Regions from separate parts of the Homo sapiens genome. Here all the other regions are linked to region 4. The links are chromatin contacts, found by Hi-C or POLR2A ChIA-PET in ENCODE. All regions are on one chromosome and are shown on one strand. Each heading gives the region's core, a stretch centred on a gene start or an enhancer-like site at or near the end of the contact. The rest is flanking DNA. Distances are from core to core; before and after follow the strand shown. Region 1 holds the start of TMEM35B (transmembrane protein 35B). Region 2 holds the start of ZMYM6 (zinc finger MYM-type containing 6). Region 3 holds the start of STK40 (serine/threonine kinase 40). Region 4 holds the start of CLSPN (claspin). Region 5 holds the start of ZMYM1 (zinc finger MYM-type containing 1).

Region 1 (4,742 bases), core at 120-2,619, 780 kb after region 4:
TTTTTGAGATGGAGTTTTGCTCTTGTTGCCCAGGCTGGAGTGCAATGGCGTGATCTTGGCTCACTGGAACCTCTGCCTCCTAGGTTCAAACAATTCTCCTGCCTCAGCCTTCCAAGTAGCTGGGGTTACAGGCATGTGCCACCATGCCCGTCTATTGTATTTTTTTTAGTAGAGACGGGGTTTCACCATATTGGTCAGGCTGGTCTCTATCTCCTGACCTCAAGTGATCCACCTGCCTCGGCCTCCCAAAGTGCTGGGATTACAAGTGTGAGCCAACGTGCCCAGCTGGAAAAAGATAGATCTAAGCAGCTTGGGTAACTATAAATGGAAGCAGCAGGGGGATTTGAGACCCCTGCTTGGGGCCTTTCTGGCCCAATATACCAGGGCTTAGCAAACTTTTTAAATAAAGAGCCAGATAGTAAATATTTTCAGCTTTGCAGGCCATACTGTCACAACTACTCAATTCTGCAGTTGCAGTGCAAAAGCAGCCATAGACAATATGCAGATAAGTGTGGCTGTTTTTAAATAAAACTTATTCATGAACACTGAAATATGAATTTCATATAATTTTCCTATGTCACACAAGCTTCTTTAAAAAATGTTTTTATCATAAAAAATGTAAACAAACATTATTAGCTTGGGGGAAGGGGAGAAGCATGGAAAAAAATCAGACATCTGGCCAAATTTGGCCCATGGTTTGCCCATCCCAGCTTTAGACAGATTTCCAGGTAAGAGCAAATGGGCCAGGAGTGGACTGTAGGGCTTGGTTCAGTGAAAGCCTCTCTATCCATGCAAGTATCTGAATTTTCAAACACCTTTCACATTTCATTGTCAGCCGAGATAAATTAGAGGGAAAAGATATCTCAGGCAAAGAGACTTATTTAATAATTAATGGTTATTGATTTATTACAATTTTATAAATTAATTTACTAATTTACAAATAACTTTCTGAGCTCTTACATGTGCAGGCACTGTGCTAGGCCTGTTACAAACTCTGGAGAACTGAGTTATCCCCATATACAGATGCAGATACTGAGGCCCTTTGGGGTGGGTGACAGCTCAGATCCCACAGCTAGTGTGGCACAGGCAGGAACGAAGCCCGGGGTCTTTTGATGGTAGCTGAACCGCACCCAGACACCCACCCGTGTCTGCCAGCACTCCGTATTGGCTGGGAAACACTCCCTGAATCCAAAGGTGCCTGTTTAGTCAGTTACCAGCCAGTGGTCCTCAAGTGTCCCCACCTGTAAGATGGGGGCGCCCTGCCCCAGTACTGCAGCCTCGCGACCCCCTGGAGGGTGGGGGACGGTAGCTCAGGCGAGAGTCTTCCGGCTGCCCCGGGGAGGGAGGAAATGAGCCGGCGGCAGGGGCGGGTTTTCGGCGGGGCCAACCCACGGTGGGGGGAGCGCGGCCATGGCGCTCCTGCTTTCGGTGCTGCGTGTACTGCTGGGCGGCTTCTTCGCGCTCGTGGGGTTGGCCAAGCTCTCGGAGGAGATCTCGGCTCCAGTTTCGGAGCGGATGGTGAGCGGCGCGGGCGGGCGGCAGGGGATCGGGCCCGCGGCGGCGTGTGCTCCGCCCTGCCGCTCCTCGCCCCCGGCCCGGCAGGCCGCCTTCGGGCTTCCGAGGCTCAGCTGGAGCTGGGGGAAAGCGCCTGGCTTTCGACTGAGGCGCAGGTCCTGCCTGGGGAGTTCCTCGAGTTCTCTGGATCTTCCCTAGACGGAAGGGGACAGAACCTCCCCTTCCTGCAGAATATTGGTGGCCCCAGGCAAATCTAGAGCCTTAGGAGGTCCCTCCCACCCCCCCGGACCCTGGGGGAGGATGATGCGGTGGGAAAATGAGCTCACTTCCCGCTCTCTTCCCTCTTTTCGCCGTTTGCTTCAGTTTTTGGGAGGTTCGTGGGGTTGGGGTGTAGTAATCCTGGCTTTGCAGGGAAGGAAGCCCGCCCTGAAGGGCAAGTATATCTGCTAAAGATTGCACATCTAGTCAGGAAGCAGGACACAAGCTAGACACTCCTAACTCGGAACCCAGAGAGGGAAGCCTCTCTCGGAAGCCTGAGAGGGATGCCCTGAAGTCGTCTTTCAGCCTTCTGTCTAGTTCCAGACTCATGGGAAAGCTTTCATATCCTGTTCACCAATCTCCCCAGTCCCTCAAAAGAGCCAGACTTGTAGACCTCTGCTGGCATCTCTCTCCAAGGCCTGGATAAATCCCCAGAGACAGACAGCTTAGAGCTGCTTCCCAGCAGAGCTGAGGAGGGGAGGTAGAGCTGAGGAGTGGGAACAGGAAAAAGTATCCCCGAAAGTAAGGATGAAGTTGTCATTTGGCTCAGGGGAGGGCCTGCCTTGACAAGAAGAGTCACTTTGAGCCCACCTAACTCTGCCTCACCTCCAAATATTCCCTGTACAGCAGCCTTAAGAGAAACCAGGCCAGACACAAAGAAGGAAACTGTGGAATTCCCCAGGCCTTGGCACTAGGGAGCCAAGCCCAGCCCCCTCCTCCTGGGATTTGGGGCTGGGTTGTAATCTCTTGAGAGGTCTAGTGAGAAGATCAATCTCTGTACCACTTGGAGCATGGAGCCTGTTTCCTGATTCCAAAGCTCAGCGCCACAGGGCAGCCCTCTCCTCTTCAGGCTGACCTCAGCCCTGGACCTGACCTAGAGTAGTAGTTCTTTTCTCTGGGAAGTTGAGGGCACAGGCATAGATATGCCATGGAGCATCTGGGGAGCTCATCCTTGTTGAACAATGAGGCTAACAGGCATTCCTTGCCACCCCTAGAATGCCCTGTTCGTGCAGTTTGCTGAGGTGTTCCCGCTGAAGGTATTTGGCTACCAGCCAGATCCCCTGAACTACCAAATAGCTGTGGGCTTTCTGGAACTGCTGGCTGGGTTGCTGCTGGTCATGGGCCCACCGATGCTGCAAGAGATCAGTAACTTGTTCTTGATTCTGCTCATGATGGGTAAGGGGGCCAACTGGCCTGAGAAAATGGGGTCTTCTGGGGGAGGATTATGGAAAGACCTGGCTGTTCCCCCTTACTGTTGCCACCCTTCTTTTTTCTCTGGGATCAAGAGCACTTTCTGCTCTACCACAGTTTCCATGGTCTTCAAACTAGCACAGGTATTTTTTTTTTTTTTTTTTTTTTTTTTTGAGATGGAGTCTCGCTCTTTCGCCCAGGCTGGACTGCAGTGGCACTATCTCTGCTCACTGCAACCTCCGCCTCCTGGGTTCACACCATTCTCCTGCCTCAGCCTCCCGAGTAGCTGGGACTACAGGCGCCTGCCACAGCGCCCGACTGATTTTTTTGTATTTTTAGTAGAGACAGGGTTTCACCATGTTAGCCAGGATGGTCTCGATCTCCTGAACTCGTGATCTGCCCGCCTTGGCCTCCCAAAGTGCTAGGATTACAGGCTTGAGCCACTATGCCCGGCCTAGCACAGGTACTTTTTAAACTTAATGTGCTAGAACATTATCACATGTTAAGTGTACCTTCTACCTCCTCAATTCTAATGGCTGCATAGTATTGCCTTGTGAAGATATATTGCAAGCTCAGCGCCTCTGCTCCTTCCTCCACACATCCACTCCTAGGATGAGGGGATGGAGGAGCAGCTGCCATTTGATGCATGTGTCTGGCAGATTGGTGTAGAGAGCAGGGAAGCTGGAGAACCTTGAACAGGAAGGCAGAGAATTTCCCTAGGGAGTCCCCCTCAAGTAGCTCTGCCCACAGGAACTGCTGATGTACAAAGACAGCTGTTGCTTCAAAGGCCAGATATCTTCAGGCTCTTCTATATGCCCTGGCATCTGTTACCATTGCTGCCACTGCTACCAGGCTTGCTTCCATCTCTGGAGCTTCTCCCATTTTCAGATCTTTCCCATACCTCCAACCAACAGCCCCTGGGCTAGTCCTTCCCTCCATCTTAATCTTAGTAGATGTAGGATTAAGAAAGGAGAAGGGGCCAGACACGGTGGCTCATGCCTGTAATCCCAGCACTTTGGGAGGCCGAGGCGGGCGGATCACAAGGTCAGGAGTTCAAGACCAGCCTGACCAACATGATGAAACCCCGTCTCTACTAAAAATACAAACATTAGCCGGGCGTGGTGGTGCGCGCCTGTAATCCCAGCTACTCAGGAGGCTGAGGCAGGAGAATCGCTTGAAGCCAGTACCCAGAACCCAGTAGCCCAGCTACTCAGAAGGCTGGCAGGAGATCACGCCATTGCACTCCAGCCTGGGTGACAGAGCAAGCCTCTGCCTCAAAAAAAAAAAAAAAAAAGGAAAGGAGAAGGATCAGGGAGATTTTTTTTTCTAAAATCTATCCACTCTAGCCACTGCCCTATTTGGCTGGGTCATTCCCGTTTCTTTCTTGTCCTCTGAGAGGGGCAACTGTTGCCACTGCTGCTGTTGTTCAAGAGGCTTCTAATTTCCTGGTCCTGCTTTCTCCAGGAGGCTAGAGATGAATGCCGCTAGTTTTGGGAATGTGCGTTAGGAGTGGTGGGGGTGTTTAATGGGAGGGCTTGGGCTGGAGTGGGTCAGCCTAAACTAGAGAGCCCTGAGCTCCTGGATCTCCTGGGTTCTTCCAAGGAGCCTCAGGGACCTCACTTTCCATTCCAGGGGCTATCTTCACCTTGGCAGCTCTGAAAGAGTCACTAAGCACCTGTATCCCAGCCATTGTCTGCCTGGGGTTCCTGCTGCTGCTGAATGTCGGCCAGCTCTTAGCCCAGACTAAGAAGGTGGTCAGACCCACTAGGAAGAAGACT
Region 2 (4,716 bases), core at 1,729-4,228, 740 kb after region 4:
GTTTTTTGGATGGAGTCTTGCTCTGTCACCCAGGCTGGAGTGCAGTGGCATGACCTCAGCTCATTGCAACCTTCGCTTCCTGGTTCACGTGATTCTCCTGCTTCAGCCTCCCGAGCAGCTGGGACTATAAGTGCACACCACCATACCCGGCTAATTTTTTTTTTTTTTCCTGAGGCAGAGTCTTGCTCTGCCACCCAGGCTGCAGTGCAGTGGTGCGATCTTGGCTCACTGCAACCCCTGCCTCTGGGGTTCAAGTGATTCCCCTGCCTCAGCCTCCCTAGTAGCTAGGATTACAGGTGCCCACCATGCCCAGCTAATTTTTGTATTTTTAGTAGAGACAGGGTTTCCTCATGTTGGCCAGGCTGGTCTCAAACCCCTGGCCTCAAGAGTTCCGCCCGCCTCAGCCTCCCAAAGTGCTGCTATTATAGGCATGAGCCACTGTACCCGGCCACAAAGGTCTTTTAAGTTCATCAAAAGACACCAATAACAGAGTGAAAAGGCAAGCTACCGAGTGGGAGAAGATATTTGCAATATATACAGTAGTCCCTCCCTTATCCATGAGGATATGTTCGAAGATGTTCCACAGATGCCTGAAACCTCCAGTAGTATCAAACCCTATATATGCTATGTTTTTTCCTATACATACATACCTATGATAAAGTTTAATTTATAAATCAGGCACAGAAAGAGACTAACAACTAACAATAGAACAATTATAACAATAGACTTTAATGAAAGTTGTTTAAAACTTATGAATTATTTGTTACTGGAATTTTCCATTTAATATTTTCAGACCGTGGTTGAGTGTGGGTAACTACGACTTCAGAAAGCAAAACCGTGGATGAGGGGGGCTAGTGTATATTCAAAAAAGACTTATCTTAGTGTATTCCTGATTGCCAAAAGAAAATGCCACAGACTGTGTAATTTATAAATAGTAGAAATTTATTTCTCACAGTTCTGGAGGTTGGCAAGTCCAAGATCAAGGCACTGGCAGATTTGTTGTCTTGGAATTACTCTCTAATTCCAAGATGAAACTTTGTTGTTGTCCTCTTGCTGGGAGGAACATTGTTATCATACAGTGAGGGGTTAAAAGGGCAAAAGGAATGAATCTTTGTGAAGGGCATGAATGCCCTCTTTTGTAAGGGCATGAATCCCATTCATGAGGATGGAGTCCTCATAGCCTAACCCCTCCCAAAGGCTCCACTTCTTATACCATCGCCTTAATGTTTAAGTTCCAATATATGAATTTTGAAGGGACACATACATTCAAACCATAGCAGGATTCATATCTAAAATATATGCCCATAAGAAAATGTCAATCCAATACAAAAATGAGCAAGAGACTTGAACAGGCACTTATGGGGGATATCCAGATACCCAAGGAACAAGAAAATGGGCTCATCCTCATTAATAATCTGGGAAATGCAAATTAAAACCACAGTGAGATACCACTATGCCCCCATCAGAATGGTTATAATTAAAAAGATATGCAGCAGTAATTATTGGCAAGGATGTTGGGAAACTGAAACTCTCATACATGGCTGAAGGGAGTATAAACTGAAACCACCATTTTCTAAAATTGCCTGAGATTATCTACCTAAATTTTACATATACATAACAAGCAATTTCACTTTTAGGTATGAACCCAACAGAAATGTGTGCATATGTATCACTGTTAAATAAAACTTGTAGGCCATTGTTTCGGGCTAAGCTCCTGCAGTAGGTCTCAATGAACCAGACTAAAAATCAAAATGGAGTCACTCACACTGAGGTTCCATGTCATCAAATGGAAACTACGTTGTTATTTGAAGTTCTGAAAAGTCAGGAAAAAGAGATAATAAGAGTCTAATTTCCCCTGAGTGCCAGTTTCAATTAGCATAATAATGAAATTTCTTCTGCTTTAATCGTTACCAAAAAAAGATAAACTGAAGTTACCTGATGTTAACCAATCAGTTATTTCTCTATTGTTTTGTTTCTTGGTTCTGCTTTACAAGGAAATTAACTTATTTATTTATTTTTTGGAAAGTTACTTTGAAATGAACCAATCTGTTTTTTGTTCTTTACTTCTGCTTTCTCCAGCCCTTCTCTGTCTATAAAACCTACCTCTTCTGCTCAGCTCATTGGAACACTTGTTCTATTTTATGGAATGAAGTGCTGCCAGATTCTAGAATCACAAATAAAGCTAATTGAGATATTTAAATTAAATTTGTTGTAATTTTGTCTTTTAACATCACCAATGACAAGAATGTTCACAGAAGCATTATTCCTAATAGCCACAAATTGGAAACAACTCAAATGTCCATCAGTAGTAGATGATTAAAATTGTATCATATTCATAAAATAGAATACTATACAGCAGTCAAAATGAATGAACAGTCACAAATCATACACGTATCTGTGAAACAATGTTGAATTAAAAAAACCAAATCTCAATTTTGAGCAAGTTTTTTCATTTATATCTCAAGAGATTAAAAAATTATACCTCTTAGGGTTAAATGGTGAGGATTAAGTGGGATGGTGCATGTGAAGTGCTCAGCAAGCCAAGTATTATTTAATATCATGCTCTCTCAGTAGGCCACCTTTCAGGAAATGGGCACTAAAGGATGCTACAGATTAGCTAGGTGTGGTGGCACGTGCCTGTAAGCCCAGCTACTCGGGAGGCTGAGGCAGGAGAATCGCTTCAACCCAGGAGGCGGAGGTTGCAGTTAGCCGAGATTGTGCCACTGCACCCCAGCCTGGGCAACACAGTGATACTCTGTCTCCAAAAAAAAAAAAAAAAAAAAAAAAAAAAAAAAAAAAAAAAAAGAATGCTATAGAGCACTTACAGCGCCTTCTAACGCCATCTCCACCTTTTCACTATTGAGCCTCGGTCTCTTTAAGAAGTGAACCATAATTGAGGAAAGAGGAATGCTGGGAAGTTCTACTCAGCTCAGGTCCGGAGCCTGACGGGAAAAGAGGGCGGAGACCAAGGCTGCGCAGGCGTGGTTGGCCGGTCGTTGCGTTGGGATGGATCAGGCGGAATTCCAGAAGAGAAAATAATCCCTGTCTAGATGCAGAGGACTTGGTTCCTATTCCAGTGCTCCTCCGGTAGCAGGGAGGCGACAGAAGGTGGGTGCGGCCGCAGTGGTAGTGGGCGGGACGGCGGGGCGGAGGCCACACCACGTGACGAGGCGTTGCGGCGGGGGCGGTGCCAGGTGGGCTACGCGGCTGGGGCGGCTGCGGATATCGCCTTAGGGACGCGTTGACATTCACTGGCTAGTCCACCGCTCTCAGTCGGAGACCACATTGCCTCGTTAGTCCTCAATGATGGGAGTGGGAATTCTTGGTGGGAAGGAGAATTTCGGAAAGCGTGCGGTTCTCAGAGGAGGGATGAGCGCCCGTAGATATTTTGTGGCGAGTGCGCAAAAGTTCTCATTTCTTCTTTGGAACAGGCTTTTCAACCAGTTGTCCGTTTCCATCCCGGACTATTCGGATAAAGACAACTTTGAAGAGCTTTTTGTTTTAGGTTTAATTCGTCCCGTTTAGTTCTTTGACTTTTAGGGGAAGGGAATTTACTGAATGGCCAATTGAGTTTCTTTTCTACAGGAAGGCGATTGTGAAGCGGGGCTCTGAGGGGCTTGATGCCCCCCACCCCTCACACGGAGACCTTGAAAGAGGCAGGTGACTCACTTTCAGTAAGGGCGTTCCTGTTGTTCGCCTGCGATGGATGGCATCTTGAGCTCACATCTAGCGTTAGGCCGAGAAATGGGGCCCTTAGGGAGGCTTCCAGTGAAGGTTGAGTTATAGGTCAGGGCCGGGAGGTTGTTGTGCCCCTCTTTGAGAAATAAAAGCCGACGTGGGCCTCTAAGTACTGATTCTTATGGGGTCAGAAACTATTTCTTGAGTCCGTTCTTCTCAGAGTTTATTACTTCCTCCCACGTCTTGGTCTGCTGGTCTAATTCCCTTCAATAACCTTCAACATAGGAAAAAACCAGAGTGTGTTGTGTGTCTTTAAAGATATTAGAGAAGTGGGAGCTGTTGCCCCAAAACTGTTTTCTTATGTAGCTACTGAAGGAACAGAAAGCAGGAAGAAAGAAAAAAGTTAGTTGTGGCCCCAGAAGAGTTGTTTTTCAAATGCCGAGCCGTGAAGCCTCATGCACTCAACACAAAGTTTTTCTTTCATATAGATAAGCCTGAAGAAAAAAGAATAAGCCTGAGTATGTATTTTAGGTGTCCAACTATCCATTACCAAGAAGAAATCTATTCGTTTGAGCCTGAGACACTCTTTGAGGTAAAAAATTAGAATGAAAGAACCTTTGGATGGTGAATGTGGCAAAGCAGTGGTACCACAGCAGGAGCTTCTGGACAAAATTAAAGAAGAACCAGACAATGCTCAAGTAAGCATTTCATCTTCATTTAAAAATTTAAAAAAATTCCTTCTTTTCCATCTGGTCAACTGAAAAATTTTAGTTAAACGGCTTCTGGTTTGTAAGTTTAAAATAACCCAAACTGAGACAGGCTCTCGCTGTCGCTGAGGGTGTAGTGCAGTGGTGCGATCTCCTTAGCTCACTGCAGCCTCCACCTCCCAGGCTCAAGTGATCTTCCCACCTCAGCCTCCTGTGTAGCTGGGACCACAGGGCACACACCAACATGCTCAACTATTTTTTTGTATTTTTGGTAGAGACGGGGTTTGGCCATGTTTCCCAGGCTGGTCTCAAACTCCTGAGCTCAAGCAAT
Region 3 (4,851 bases), core at 1-2,500, 620 kb before region 4:
ACATTAATTTCCTTCTCTGAGCACTGGCTTCCTCAGCTGTAAACAGCCTCCTACCTAATACTGTCTCAAGTGCTCCATGCAGAGTGTGGCACAACGGTGGGAGCTGTCCTGATTACTCTTGTTAGTCAGCCCTATCAGCAGCTCAGTGGGCACCAGGCATTCAGAGACAAAGGACACAGGTAGAGGCAGCCAGACTTCACTCATATCAGCTCTTGTGTCCTGGCACTGCCTATGTGGAGATGACAAATGCACATACACACAAGTGGCCACACACCCTAGGAAAACCCAGCAGTGCACACAAGCTTAGACACGTGTGCCCACACATGGATATAGAGTGACCCAGGGGACAGCTGGAAAGACAGCCAAGAGTTAGACATCATAAGCAGCAAACACCCTGACTCACACCTCTGGGACAAGGGAGTGGGGCTACGGCCGCTGGTGCTGCTGCCACTGAGCCCTTCTAGCTGCTTCTGCATGCCAAGGGAGGGAAGCCAGGCTCTTAGAGGGCCCCAGTGAGTCACTTGCCTGATGCAATCCCTTTAAAGGGCTCATCTGCTGGTGCAAGAAGCTGATTCATGGAGGGCGTGGTTGCTGGAGGAGGAGGAGAAAGGGACCGAAACTGCAGCAGGAGGAACTGAGGTTAGATAGCTGTAGTCGCTAATAGGAACGCTTCACTGTAAACCTCCCTGGTCAAGGCTTCAGGGATCTCCAGGTTGAAGGTTGCCATCCTCGGGGTTTCTACAAAGGCGACAGACCTAGAGGGAAATGAATTATGAGCGCTGCGACAGGAATTTCTGTCTTTTATTGAGCCTAACTGCAGGGCTTTCCTCACAGAGTTCCACAAACCGGGAAATGAGGATCAAGGATGAGTCACTTTTCTGATAAATACACTACAATTGGCCGATCTTCCAACCGCTGGGGACTTCAACCTCGGCAGGGGGAGTGTAGGGCCCGCGAGGTTCTGTGGGGTCGGGCGGGGCGGTGCCTCCGTCCCAGCCTCGCCGCAGATATAGATCAGCAGTAAGTACCGCCCCATTAGAGCCTCGGCCTCCAATCGTGTAACAGGTTTCGCCCAGACCCCACCCTGAACCAATCCTCAATCGGACTCTGGCCTCTTGCCTGAAGTCTTCCGCCCATCGTCAAGATGGCGCCCCAATCCGAAAGCCGTGGGGCTGGAGACGCAGGCGGAGGGCGGGGCCCGGGGGGGCGGGGCCGCGGCTAAGGCTGGGGAGGAGGGGGGCGGTGCGTCACTTCCGTTGTCAGGTGGCGGCGCCGCAGCCATGGAGGGAGGCGGCGGCGGCGGCGGCGGCGGCTCGGGTGGCTGCGCTGGGAGGCGGCGGTGAGAGGCTCGCACGCCTCCAGCCCGGCCCCGGCCCCCCGGGAGGGAGAGCCGAGCAGCCCCGGCTCTGGGCTACGGACTATGGGCGAATAGCTCTGACCACCCGGCGAAGGTGAGGGCAGGGGTCCAGGAGCGGGGAGCCGGGTGGGGGTTGCGGGTAGGCGGGGCGGGCCCCGGCGGCCGCGGCGGTGGAATCGGAGTGACAGCCTGAAGCCATCTGAGTGCAGCAGAAATGGCCCCGGCGAATGCCCCCTCCTCCGCTGGGGCTCTGCCCTTCCCCGGCGGCAGGGGCGAGGGCTGCCTCGCGCCGGGTACCGGGAGGCCGCGGGAGCTTCAGTCCCCGCCGCAGCTCTGGGAAGTGGGCACTGCCAGCTTTGCCTAGAGTCACCCAGCCAGTGAGTGAAGCAACCGGCGTGTGAATCCAGCCAGATCTTTCCAAAAAGACACCTTCTGCCTCTCCGTGTTTCCCTCCTAATCCCGAGGGTGACTTGATAGTTAGAACGAGTCCCCAGGGAGGGCCAGCCAGGGCTTCCTCCAAGAGCCCTCACTCTGGCACGGGCGCTACCGCTGCTGGGGAATTTTCATATCCCGGGCGGCGTTCAGGTACGAGTCACAGCTACCTGCTTGCCAAGGCCACGTTTGGCCGGCCTTTTCCAAGGAGAGCTTGCTGTGGTCAGTGTTTCACCTGCCGAGCCGGTCAGGCCCGCCCATTCCCACGCCACTTGGCCCCGCCTTCCAGCCAGTTAGGTAGGGACATTCGGATTCCTGATGCCGAGTTTTCTGCCCACCCCAATCCCCAGGTTTGAAGCCCTTTTGTTAGCGGAAGGAAGAGATGACAGCCGCCCTCTGTGTGGCAGGATAGACTTTGCTCTGTTTTAAGTCACTGGAGGAAACCGGTTGGCTTTGCTTTGGTTTTGAGAACCAGTGGGGAAGAGGGTAGGCATACTGGGCTGGGCGCCTTTCCCTCTTTGAGTAGTTTTGCGTGAGATAAGGAAGAGCAGAATGTGTAATTGTAGGGCCAAAATAATCTTGTTTGTAAACAGTGCCTGTGAGCTCCTTTAGTGCTTCCTAATGGCCGTGCTGTGCAAGTTGTTGGTTGGGTTAATCTAGACAGTCCTCATTCATTCATTCATTCATTTCTCACATGACCACAACAAGAGTCCTTGCCTAGAGGCAAGTGCTAGACAGCATAGTGGTTAAGAGTAGGCTTTGGAGCCAGACTTCCTGAGTTCAAATTCTGGCTCAGCAACTTTCCAGCTGTGTGTACCTGGGCACATTGCTTAGTCTCCCTGTGCCTCAGTGTCTTCGTCTATAAAACAAGGATGATAACAGAGAGAGATATTATGAAGAGTAAAAAGTTAACATGTAAAACATACAACCATGTTTGCCACGTAATAAGAATTCAATAAATGTTATCTATTTTTATTTCAAGGAGCATACAGTCTAATTAAGGGAAATTGACCTGTAAACAAATGGTTGAAATGTGGTCTAAAGAAGCTAGTAGTGGCTGGGCGCCGTGGCTCATGCCTGTAATCCCAACACTTTGGGAAGCCGAGGCGGGCGGATCACCTGAGGTCAGGAGTTCGAGACCAGCCTGGCTAACATGGTGAAACCCCATCTCTACTGAAAATAGAAAAATTAGCTGGGCATGGTGGCACAGGCCTGTAATCCCAGCTACTCGGGAGGCTGAGGCAGGAGAATTGCTTGAACCTATGAGGCAGAGGTTGCAGTGAGCCGAGATCAAGCCAGTGCACTCCAGCCTGAGTAACAGAGTGAGACTCTGTCTCAAAAAAAAAAAAAAAAGAAGAAGAAGAAGCTAATAGCAGCAGCAAGAGAGTACTGTGGGAGCCCAGTGGAGAAAGGGAGAAAGCTGTGAGCTCAGCCTTGGGGGTGGGGTGGGGACGGGAGTGTGCCATGAAAAGGCTTGGCAGAAGTGATGCTGGAGCTGAGTCTAAAAGGAGAGGAGGGGAGGCTTAGCCAGGTGAGAATGAATACTTTGAGAGCGAGATAGACAAATAAACTCATAGTTTATTCCAGAAATCTCAGATTGTTCAATCTAGTGGTATGGAAGTTGATATGGTGCAAGTGAAGCAGTATAGGTTCATGAAAGAATGCCATATTAGCAATTTGAGATATCATGCCCAGGGCAGCCGGGAGCAAGTGAAAAGGTCTGAAGCAGAGGAATGACATGATTGGTTACATATTTTAGAAAGATTTCACTGGAGTCCCAGTAGAGGAGGGAAGGAGGAGGACAGGAGCGACTGAAGGGCTGGAGAACTCTTCGGAGACAAACCTAGGCTTCTGAGAGAGGAGAGTTGGTGCTGGGGCGATGGATCTTTGCTGAGGAAGCACCATGTGCAACCAGTGCCAGATGGCAAGCTCCTGCATTGGCCTGGGCTTCTCTGCCTGGCGCAGAAGTGCCTGGCACATGTGCCCCTCTCTTCCTGGGATTGTAGGTTGCTTGAGCAGCTGGAGAGATAAGACTGCCCTCTCAGAAGGCCAGTTGTAAAGGGTGCTGTGTTTGCTAACTTGTGCTTTTAATCTGACCTTTGGGGAAGGCAGTAGATTGTAATAGTTAAGAGGTTATTTGAGGCCGGGTATGATGGCTCACGCCTGTAATCCCAGCACTTTAGGAGGCCGAAGTGGGCAGATCACCTGAGGTCAGGAGTTCAAGACCAGTCTAACATGGAGAAACCCCTTCTCTACTAAAAATACAAAATTAGCCGGACGTGGTGGTGCATGCTTGTAATCCCAGCTACTCAGGAGGCTGAGACAGGAGAATCTCTTGAACCTGGGAGGCGGAGGTTGCGGTGAACCAAAATTGCATCATTGCACTCCAGCCTGGGCAACAAGAGCGAAACTCTGTCTCAAAAAAAAAGCTTATTTGGCTCTGCCATCAGACAGATCTGTGTTCTACTTCTATCCCTGCTGGTCACTAGGGATTACTTATTCTCTCCACCACAGCTTTCTCATCTGTAAAATGGGGACAATAAGAGTACCTTCGTAATAGGGCAGTTGTGAGGAGTAAGTAAGATGTTACAGGATGAGTACTTAACAGACACTGAGTAGTAAATGTTAGCTCTTATTACAGGCTACAGGAAAGAACTTTTAGGAATTAGTTGCAGCAATTCATGGCAACTAGAACTATGTCCCATTGAGCTGTCAGAAGTGTCCTGAGGGATCACAAGATCACAGAGTTTTATTTTATTCTTTCTGAAAAGAAAATCTAAGGGGAGTTTACCCAGTCTGTATGGGAGCCATGCAGATGATTCAGTTTGGCTCTTTAAAAGAACTATTTTTAAAAATAGAAGTAGGACTGCTGAGAAAAAAATAGTACTTTAAAGTATACATGGGTTGGCCAGGCGCGGTGGCTAACGCCTGTAATCCCTGCACTTTGGGAGGCCGAGATGGGCAGATCGCTTGAGCCTAGGAGTTCAAGACCAGTCTGGGCAACATGGCGAAACCCGTCTCTACAAAAAATACAAAAATTAGCTGGGCATGGTCATACGCAC
Region 4 (4,888 bases), core at 1,461-3,960:
GCTGTGATCATGCCACTGCACTCAGGGAGAAAAAGAAAAAAAGGAAAGAAAGAAGTATACATCTCTGGACCCCACTTCAGACATACTGAATCAGAAACTTTGGCACTAGGACCCAACAATAGCTGTTTTTACCAGCCTTTCAGATTATTCTGATGCATGCTCAAGTTTAAGAAAGACAATTCTAGGTTGCAATGATACAGAGGCCAAGAAAACAAAACGCCTGTTCTCTTGGAGCAACAACAGACAAATAGATATAAATAAAATTTCAGGCAAAGGAAAGTGTTATCAGGGAAACCAGCATAGGATAAGGAGGCAGAACACAGAGGATGCTCAGGCAGGGTCTTTCTGAGGGGTATGAGCTCTGAAGTCACATAGAGTCTGAAAATTGGCTCCACCAGTTTCTAGCCTTTTAAAAGTCTGGTTTCCTCATCTTCTAAGAAAGAGATAATAATATTACAAGTTTACTCTGAAGATTAAATAAGATAACACTTATAAAATCCTTGCAACTGTTTCTGCCACTGAGTAAGGCTTCAATAAACGTTAGCCCTCCATATATGATGGGGAGTGCCATAGATGTATACCTGGGAATCGTTGATGTAGAAATTAATAGTAAATGGATGAAAAGGTGGATAAACCAAGACACAAAAAGAGAAGAGGATGGATGATGGGCTCTTGTTGGTGGGGACAGAAGTGGATTGAGAGATGGTGGGGAAGTAAAGAAATGAAGATGTGGAGAGGGAGCTTTTTTCTGAACCCAGCTAAAGGTGGAAACTTGGAAGAGGAGGCCAGTGGATTGGGTGAAGAACCAACCATTTGGTATACCTGTGACTGAGGAGGTTCTCAGGATGCAGGACTTTTAGTGCTAAAACTAGGAAAGTCCTGGGCAAGCTGGGCCAAGCTGGCCACACTGGCAGTGGATATGACCATGGAGGGTGAAGTGAGCAATAAATACTCTGACCTTTCTTTCCTGGTGGCCTCTCATCTCCTTACAGTAACCTTATAAGGTGTCTTTACAGGGGCCTGACCCAACCAGAAGGGCAAGGGAGCTGGGATAATACAGTCTAGAGAGGTCAGCCTTGCCTTGACACACACCAGGGTAAAGGAAGGACAGAGAATTGACCTGGAGAGGCAAAAAATAATGGCCAGCACAGTGGCAAAACTGGGATTAGAATTGTCTGGGATAGGCCAGGTGCGGTGACTCACACCTGTAATCCCAGCACTTTGGGAGGCTGAGACGGGCGGATCACGAGGTCAGGAGTTCAAGATCAGCCTGGCCAAAATGGTGAAATCTTGTCTCTACTAAAGTTACAAAAAATTATCTGAGCGTGGTGGCACATGCCTATAATCCTAGCTACTCAGGAGGCTGAGGCAGGAGAATCGCTTGAACCCGGGAGGCGGAGGTTGCAGTGAGCCGAGATCACGCCATTGCACCCAGCCATGGTGACAGGGAGAGACTCTGTCTCAACAAAAAAAAAAAAAAAAAAAAAAGAACTGTGTCTGGGATAAACCTGATTTCAGAGCTTCAATTCTTTTTCCAGCCTTGTTTAAAGGTAGAATGCCCTCTAGGAGTGATGAGTGCTTTCTACATCCTCAAATTAACTCTACAGAGAATTATAAAGATTATCCAACCATATTCTTTGGTATCTGAGCAGCCCACAAAACTTTTTTCTTTAGAGACAAGGTCTCCCTCTATCGCCTACGCTGAAGTGCAGTGGTGCGATCATAACTCACTCTAACCTCAAACTCCTGGACTCAAGCCATCCTCCCACCTCGGCCTCCCAAAGCGTTGAGATTACAAGCGTGAGCCATGGAGCCCGGCCCTCTTTAAAAAATAAAAGTGGGCCGGGCACAGTGGCTCACGCCTGTGAGGGGTATGAGGCCTCCCAGCACTTTGGGAGGCCGAGGCGAGGATCATTTGAGATCAGGAGTTCGAGACCAGCCTGGCCAACATGGTGAAACCCCGTCTCTACTAAAAATACAAAAATTAGCCAGGGGTTGGTGGCGGGTGCCTGTAATCCTAGCTACTCAGGAGGCTGAGGCACGAGAATCGCTTGAACCCGGGAGGCGGAGGTTGCAGTGAGCCGAGATCGCGCCACTGCATTTCATCCTGGCTAACAGAGGGAGACTCCATCTCAAAAAAAAAAAAAGTGTGTGTGTATACACATACATGTGTATGTGTATATATGTGTATGTATATATGTGTGTACATATGTGTGTGTGTGTGTATATATATATATATATATATATATATATATATATATATATATTCAGTGGTAAGTGTCATGTACAAGAGGCACACAGGATCTAGCTGCTCCAGAAATGAAGTCAGTGGAGAAAATCCCCACGGGAACCTTGGAATTCCTCTAAAAAGTTCAGGTACAGGACACTCCCAGGTGCCCAGGAACCGTTTCCCAGCTCACTTCCCCCCGAAAGACTCACCCCTCCAATCGCACTCGATGCTTTGGCAAGTGTCAAAGGTCAAAGACCACGGCTCGCCTGGTACCGACTGCCCCGCCCCCGTGCACCTCCAGCTCCCCCAGGCTCCGCTACCAGCAGCTGCGACCCGCCAACTCAGCCTGGGTAATAGGAGATTGGGCGGCCAGAGGCGCTGCGTGATTGGTGGGTCGGAAGGGGGCGGGGACTCGCTGGAAAGCCCCCTCTGGATTGGTGCAAACCATCTGGGTGGGACCTCCACTCTGGCTGGGCGGGAAAGCAAGAACAGCACTGCTGGGCTGGAGACGGCGGGAGCCGCTGCTCTCCGGCTGAGGGAATCAGAGACAGCTCCGTCCCTAGTGGAGCGCAGGGGAGGCAGAAGTCATGACAGGCGAGGTGGGTTCTGAGGTGAGTTTATGCACACGCCCCCCACGGGGGCTTAGAAGGCCGGGCACCGAGAGGTTAGGTGGGGCCGGGGTAGACCCCGCTGACCCGAGGCGCCCGGGCGGGAGGACTGCGGCTCCCGGCGTTCGCCGCGCCGGCTCCCGCGGCCTCGAGACTCGGCCGGGATGGGTTCCGACCGGGCATCCCGTCCCGCCGCCGGGCTTCCCGCGCTTCGGGCTCCGTGGCCGGAGAGCTCCAGGTCTCTGCGGCGCGCACTGCCGGCAGCCCAGCCCCTCTTCAGCCGGTTCCTGCCGCCAGCCCTCCCCTTTGGCGCGTTTCCTGTCGCGGAAGCTCCTCCCCTCAGGGTGCTCTGAAAGCCGGGAGGCTCTAGCCGAACCCGGCCGCAGCGGTGCGGGGGGATTCTCCGCAGAGAGAGGGCGAGCGAGGGTGTTAGGGAGTTCCACACTGGGCCTGGGAGGGGCCCTGGAGGTCATCGCGCGCAGGCCCTTTGCGTTTTCCGACCGGGCCCCGAGTGGGGAAGTCACCGCTGGGGCTCCTGGCTGGTGGCTGGCAGCTCCCTGGCGAAATTGGGCATAGAAAACAGATGTTTCCAGAGCTGTGTCCTTTCTGGGCCGGATTCGGGCAAGGCACTCCCGCCTTAGGAGCAAAATTTAAAGGGGCGCCAAAACCCTCAATCAAACTCATATTTTAATGCAATATTTTTAAAAAACCAAAATTAATGCAAAAACTTTTTATGATTTGATATTGAACAAAATATCAGACGTTTAAACAAAGACGAGATCCGACCAGTCATTTGCACGACCTTGCCTCAATCACCTCACCCTAATTCCATCCCTGTTTCCAATAAACTTTATTTACAAAAGCGGGCATATTATTTACCTCATGAGCTGTAGATTATTGATTTAATTTTTTAAAAAATATTGCATTAATGTTATTCATTTTGATTACTGAATTTTTTGAGACCTCACCCCACCCTGTTACTGGCCCTGCCCTTTGACGTTGCTGCAAATTGCCTAGAAGATAATCGTCATTCAAAGCAGCCCTATTCCTTGAGCTGTCTGGTTACCTAAATTCGGTTTCCACACTCACAAACAGAAGTAATAGTTTTACTGCTTTGGATTGTTGAGAGGATCATCAGTGCATACATATTAATTCTCAGCAATCCCAGCACTTCGGGAGGCTAAGGCCGGCAGATTGCTTGAGCTCAAGAGTTCGAAACCAGCCTGCATAGAAAACATGGCAAAACCCCGCCTCTACAAAAAAAAAAAAATTAGCCGGGCGTCGCCTGTGGTCCCAGCTACTCGGTCCCAGCTACTCGGGTGGCTGAGGTGAGAGAATCCTTTGGGCCTGGGAGGTCAAGGCTGCAGTGAGCCATGATCCTGCCACTGCACTCCAGCCTAGGTGACAGAGTGAGACACTGTATCAAAAAAAAAAAAAATTTGTACCTTGCATTCAAATCAATTTAATAATTTTTTTTTTTTTGAGACGGAGTCTCGCTCTGTTGCCCAGACTGGAGTGCAGTGGCACAATCTCGGCTCACTGCAACTTCTGTCTCCTGGATTCAAGCGATTCTCCTGCCCCAGCCTCCTGAGCAGCTGGGACTACAGGCACACACCACCACGCCCAGCTAATTTTTGTATTTTTAGTAGATACGGGGTTTTACTGTATTGGCCAGGCTAGTCTCGAACTCCTGACCTTGTGATCCACCCACCTCGGCCTCCCAAAGTGCTGGGATTACAGGCGTGAGCCACCATGCCTGACCAATTTAATAATTTTTTGAGAAACCACTCAGCTGAGGCCTTGTGCCCTGTTACATTACTGATGTTCATATTTCTCCCTTTATTAATAAGTTGATTCAGAGCCCTGAGAACACTAAGGAGGTAGACTTGGCATCTAGGGTTAGCTTTAAGGTCACTAACTGATCAAGTCACCTAACACACCCCTCCTCCTTAGGTTTTTATTTGCGACTTTTTAAACTGTCTTATTTAGAAATTTTCAAACCTATACAACCGTAGAAAGGATGGTATAATGAACCCATCACCTTACTTCA
Region 5 (4,444 bases), core at 414-2,913, 690 kb after region 4:
ATCACTTGAACTGGAGGTGGAGGTTGCAGTGAGCTGAGATCGCGCTACTGCACTCCAGTCTGGGAGACAAGAGTGAAATGCTGTCTCAAAAAAAAAAAATTATTTTATTCAACTGAGTTCTGCAAGGTCTTTTACTAGCCTGATGGGAAGGCTGGAGGCAGAAGGCTATATGTTTTTCAAACCAAACTAAAATGTCCATGGTTAATTCTGCAGGCAATGAAGAGCCATCATTTCCGAAGTGCCTTGGTACCGGGTTACACTGATGAGTAGGATGTCCCAACCAGTAAGTATATACAAGGTACTGAGAAGAAATGAAAAAAGAAGACGGTCAGTCTTCTGGGAGGTGAAATTTGAGCTGGGTTTTAAAGTGTCTACCAACCAATGATGGCGGATATTCCTGGTATAGAGACAGCATGTACAAAACCACAAATAGCCGGGCACAGTGGCTCAAGCCTGTAATCCCAGCACTTTGAGAGGCCCAAGCAGGTGGATTGCTTCGATTCAGGAGTTCGAGACCAGCCTAGGCAACATGAAGATAACCTGTCTCTACAAAAAATACAAAAATTAGCTGGGCGTAGTGGGGAGCACCTGTTGTTCCAGCTACTCTGGAACCTGAGGTGGGAGGATCGCTTAAGCTCGGAAGGCTGAGGCTGCTTGTGAGCCGTGATCGTGTCACTGCACTCAGCCTGGGCCAAAGAGCGAGACCCAGTCTCCAAAAAAAAAAAAAAAAAAAGAAGCACAAATATATGGGAACTAGAAGGAGTGGGACTGTTGTTGCAGATAAAGTACAAGTGCAAGAGTGCTAGTAGAAGGAACTGGAAAGTTTGAAAAGTAGACATGGGTCATGTCAGGAAGGTCCCTGATACCAAATACCTTAAAATTAATCTTGTAAATCAGCAGCGTTCAAACTGTGCTTTTGGGGTTCAGCAAACATTTCATTTTTTTTTTTGAGACGGGGTCTCGCTCTGGAGTGCAGTGGCACGATCTCGACTAAATGCAACCTCTGCCTCCCGGTTCAAGCGATTCTCCTGCCTCAGCCTCCTGAGTAGCTGAGATTACAGGCGCCTGCCACCAAGCCCAGCTAATTTTTGTACTTTTAGTAGAGACGGGGTTTTGCCATGTTGGCCAGGCTGGTCTCGAACTTCTGACCTCAAGAGATCCGCCCGCCTGGGCCTCCCAAAGTGTCGGGATTACAGGCTTGAGGCACCACGCCCGGCCAGGAGTCAAACTTTTGAAAAATCACTGCTCAATGAAGGAGAGATACAGGTGTGATGGGGCTTCTGAAACGGAGGCTGCGGAGCGAGACTAAAGTCTGAAGGCCCAGTTACTACACAGGAGCAGGAGGCGGCGAGAATCGCTGGAAGCGGGGAGCACTAACCCCCCCAGTCTATGAGGGCAAGGTTAAAGGAGGCGGCAAACACAATCCACGTCAGGGCCTGGCCCGGAGTTCCCGACCCCCATCTGGCGGAATCCGCACTCAAAGCTCCGTCTCTAAAACCCCGACCCGGCGCGTCATCCTCCCTCCGACCGACAGCAGAAACCCTGCCCCTTTCGAGTAAGGCGCAGGAGTAAAGACCGAAACCAGAGCCGCATGAGGAGGCTTACTAATTTCTCTCAGGGACGCCCCGCCCAACGCTTCTGAAACAATCTTCGAAGCGAAACGGCCCCGCCGACCCCGCCCCTCTCCCGTCGTGCTCTGCGGTTGAGCATGCGCAGGGCCGCTGGCTCAGGGTGGTCCCAGCTCCCTGAATTGGGAAGAGCGACTTTGGGATAGAAGAAGTGGGAGAGGGGGAGGGGAAGAGTCCTTACGGCCCGCATAGGATCTTACCCTTGAAGTCGTCGCTGGCTGGCAGCCAAAGTAGGACCCTTGACTCAGAGCTCAGGCAGGGCAGTTAGATTTCCTGGATTTGAGAGATGGCTTTACTACTTATTAGCTGTGTGCTAGTAAGCGATTTGACAACTTCTATAAATCTCCATTTCTTCGACCTTGAAATGGGGATAATTGTAGTGGCTGCATCGTAGGTTTGTAAACATTAGGCAGGCTTCTGCAGAAGCTGGACTCAAAAAAAAAAAATATGACAGGCAATGTTAGCAAAGTGCCAGTTGCAGAGTAAATTCCTAGTAAAAGGAAATTATCCTCAGAGGTAGGGAGGGAGTTCAGACTTCTTTCATTAGTACGTTAAAATTAAAATGACCCCAGGCTGGGTGTGGTGGGTCACACCTATAATTCCAGCACTTTGGGAGGCCGAGGCGGGTGGACTGCTTGAGTTCAGGAATTCAAGACCATCCTGACCAACATGGTGAAACCCCGTCTCTATTAAAAATACAGAAATTAGCCGGGCATGGAGGCGGGCGCCTGTAATCCCAGCTACTTGGGAGTCTGAGGCAGGAGAATCGCTTGAAGCCAGGAGGCAGAGGTTGCAGTGAGCTGAGATTGTACCACTGCACTTCAGCCTGAGCGACAGAGAGAGACTGCGTCTCAAAAAAAAAAAAAAAAAAAAAAAAAAAAATTAAAATAACCCCAAACTGCATGTCAAAAATAATGGCATATTTTAAATGTTTTTTGACAATACTTTCAACACCTAAAAAAGTATAGGACGAACTAACTGTGCTATTCCTAAAGGCATAAGAGGATTCTAAAATATATATATAAGGTTGAATGATGAACTTATTATAATCATATTTGACAATTACTTTTAAAGGAGATATTCTCAAAAATCTAAATTTGAGGCCCTTGTGAAGGTGAGGTCCAGACCAAAAGGGCCTCCTAATCCTTGCTGCTATGGTCCTTAAATATCCTTTGGAATTAGCCTCAAATCTAATATAAACCCTTTGGTAATTTGAAATATTATACGAGTAACTGAAGTTAATTTCTCCAACATTTATTATTACCTTCTAATATTCATAATAATCTGTTTAGACTGTTAGGATTAGAAAGGACCTTACTGAAATGATCTCTCCTCTAATGCTCCCTTCCTACCAAAGGAAAAGCTGAAGGCAAGAGGATAAAGGTAATTTGCCCCAAGTTACACAGCAACTCAGTGACTGGGATTAGATTGGAACCCAGAAATGAGTCCTGGTTCAGTGGGCATCCAAAGGCAAGTGATGTCATTGTAAATGCCCCGTGGGTTCACCTTGCCCGCTACCTAAACACAGTCCATTTATCAAGACGGGGAATTGCAATAGAGAAAGAGTAATTCACGCAGAGCCAGCTGTGCGGGAGACTGAAATTTTATTATTATTTAAATCAGTCTCCTCGAGCATTTGGGAATCAGAGTTTTTAAGGACAACTGGTGGGTGGGGGGAAGCCAGTGAGCCAGAAGCGCTGATTGGTTAGGTAGGAGATGAAATAATGGGAAGTTGAAGCTGTCTGTCCTCATGCGCTGAGTTAGTTCCCTGGTGGGGGCCACAAGATCAGATGAGCCTGTTTATCTATCTGGGTGGTACCAGCTGATCCATCAAGTGCAGGGTCTGCAAAATATCTCAAGCACTGGTCTCAGGAGCAGTTTAGGGAGGGTCAGAATCTTGGCCTCCAGCTGCATGACTCCTAAACCATAATTTCTAATCTTGTGGCTAATTTGTTAATCTTATAAAGGCAGTCTAGTCCCCAGGCAAGGAGGAGGTTTGTTTTGGGAAAGGGCTGTTATTGTCTTTGTTTTAAACTATAAACTAAATTCCTCCCAAAGTTAGTTTAGCCTATGCCCAGGAAGGAACAAGGACAGTTTAAAGTTAGAACCAAGATGGAGTCCATTAGGTTAGATCTCCTTCATGGTCTCAGTCATAATCTTGCAATGGTGGTTTCATCGTCATTACTAACTTCCTTGGGAGTTGAGTTGAAAAAATGGTAGGATTCATGATATCATAAAAAATTGTAAGGATGTGTGATAATTTTGAGATGTGATATTCCAACCACCCCCAGTGATAGATCTGAAAATTTGGCCCAATATTTCAAGCAGTAGATGTAGGTCACAAGTTTCATGCGTCTTTCTTGCCCTGAAGTCTCAATAGTTTATACTGGCTGAAAGATTAAGTCCTAAGGAATAGGAGGAGAGCTCTGGGAGATAGGAAGCTTGATTCATTCTTTTTCTTTTCTTTTCTTTTTTTTTTTTTTTGAGACAGAGTTTTGCTCTTGTCACCCTGGCTGGAGTGCAATGGCGTGATCTTGGTGGCTCACTGCAACCTCTGCCTCCTGGGTTCAAGCGATTCTCCTGCTGCAGCCTCTCAAGTAGCTGGGACTACCGGAGTGCCCCATCATGCCCAGCTAATTTTGTATTTTTAGTAGAGATGGGGTTTCGCCATGTTGGCCAGTCCAGTCTTGAACTCCTGACCTCAAGTGATCTGCCCACCTCAGCCTCCCTGGGTGCTGTGATTACAGGCGTGAGTCAACGTGCCTGGCTGATTCATTTGTTTTCCTTTCTTTTTTTTTTGAGATGGAGCTTCGCTC

The links. Hi-C counts contacts between places; a loop is a spot of excess contacts on that map. ChIA-PET counts read pairs that join two places held with the same protein, here RNA polymerase II (POLR2A). Pooled maps may share reads with other maps.
Region 1: a loop to region 4 is called in a pooled map, with 9 times the contacts of the local background. The contact joins the promoter of TMEM35B here to the promoter of CLSPN in region 4. A Hi-C loop is called at or near these places in 1 of 37 single-sample maps with no recorded cell type and 6 of 50 pooled maps. POLR2A ChIA-PET finds 5 or more read pairs at or near these places in 1 of 52 experiments (activated CD4-positive, alpha-beta memory T cell).
Region 2: a pooled map shows a loop between it and region 4 (13-fold over the local background). The contact joins the promoter of ZMYM6 here to the promoter of CLSPN in region 4. A Hi-C loop is called at or near these places in 1 of 37 single-sample maps with no recorded cell type and 11 of 50 pooled maps. POLR2A ChIA-PET finds 5 or more read pairs at or near these places in 6 of 52 experiments (BJ, GM12878, PC-9 and 3 more).
Region 3: a pooled map shows a loop between it and region 4 (6-fold over the local background). The contact joins the promoter of STK40 here to the promoter of CLSPN in region 4. A Hi-C loop is called at or near these places in 1 of 37 single-sample maps with no recorded cell type and 7 of 50 pooled maps. POLR2A ChIA-PET finds 5 or more read pairs at or near these places in 2 of 52 experiments (HEK293 and activated CD4-positive, alpha-beta T cell).
Region 5: a loop to region 4 is called in a pooled map, with 6 times the contacts of the local background. The contact joins the promoter of ZMYM1 here to the promoter of CLSPN in region 4. A Hi-C loop is called at or near these places in 6 of 50 pooled maps. POLR2A ChIA-PET finds 5 or more read pairs at or near these places in 5 of 52 experiments (T-cell, WTC11, activated CD4-positive, alpha-beta T cell and 1 more).

What each region holds. Positions count from the first base shown.
Region 1 is chr1:34,981,974-34,986,715 of GRCh38, reverse strand. It overlaps TMEM35B (transmembrane protein 35B), which reads left to right and starts at 1,369. Exons shown (of 3, transcript NM_001195156.2): 1 at 1,369-1,518; 2 at 2,769-2,949; 3 at 4,597-4,742. The coding sequence starts at 1,411. It overlaps ZMYM6 (zinc finger MYM-type containing 6), which reads left to right. Exons shown (of 16, transcript NM_007167.4): 16 at 1-551. RefSeq lists silencers at 1,391-1,680, 1,741-1,810.
Region 2 is chr1:35,030,207-35,034,922 of GRCh38, reverse strand. ZMYM6 (zinc finger MYM-type containing 6) reads left to right here and starts at 2,978. Exons shown (of 16, transcript NM_007167.4): 1 at 2,978-3,108; 2 at 4,210-4,376. The coding sequence starts at 4,284. LOC124903990 (a long non-coding RNA gene) reads right to left here and starts at 2,203. Exons shown (of 2, transcript XR_007065739.1): 1 at 1,766-2,203. RefSeq lists enhancers at 2,789-2,968, 2,625-3,149, 3,150-3,676 and a silencer at 3,139-3,258.
Region 3 is chr1:36,382,323-36,387,173 of GRCh38, reverse strand. STK40 (serine/threonine kinase 40) reads left to right here and starts at 1,250. Exons shown (of 11, transcript NM_001282547.2): 1 at 1,250-1,451. It overlaps LOC124904012 (a long non-coding RNA gene), which reads right to left and starts at 983. Exons shown (of 2, transcript XR_007065779.1): 1 at 847-983; 2 at 1-755. RefSeq lists enhancers at 403-772, 803-912, 1-936 and silencers at 1,143-1,522, 1,673-1,742, 2,043-2,092.
Region 4 is chr1:35,767,800-35,772,687 of GRCh38, reverse strand. It overlaps CLSPN (claspin), which reads left to right and starts at 2,710. Exons shown (of 25, transcript NM_022111.4): 1 at 2,710-2,841. The coding sequence starts at 2,818. It overlaps CLSPN-DT (CLSPN divergent transcript), which reads right to left and starts at 2,593. Exons shown (of 3, transcript NR_199050.1): 1 at 2,440-2,593. RefSeq lists a silencer at 2,868-3,097.
Region 5 is chr1:35,076,604-35,081,047 of GRCh38, reverse strand. It overlaps ZMYM1 (zinc finger MYM-type containing 1), which reads right to left and starts at 1,663. Exons shown (of 10, transcript NM_024772.5): 1 at 1,606-1,663. RefSeq lists an enhancer at 1,238-1,756.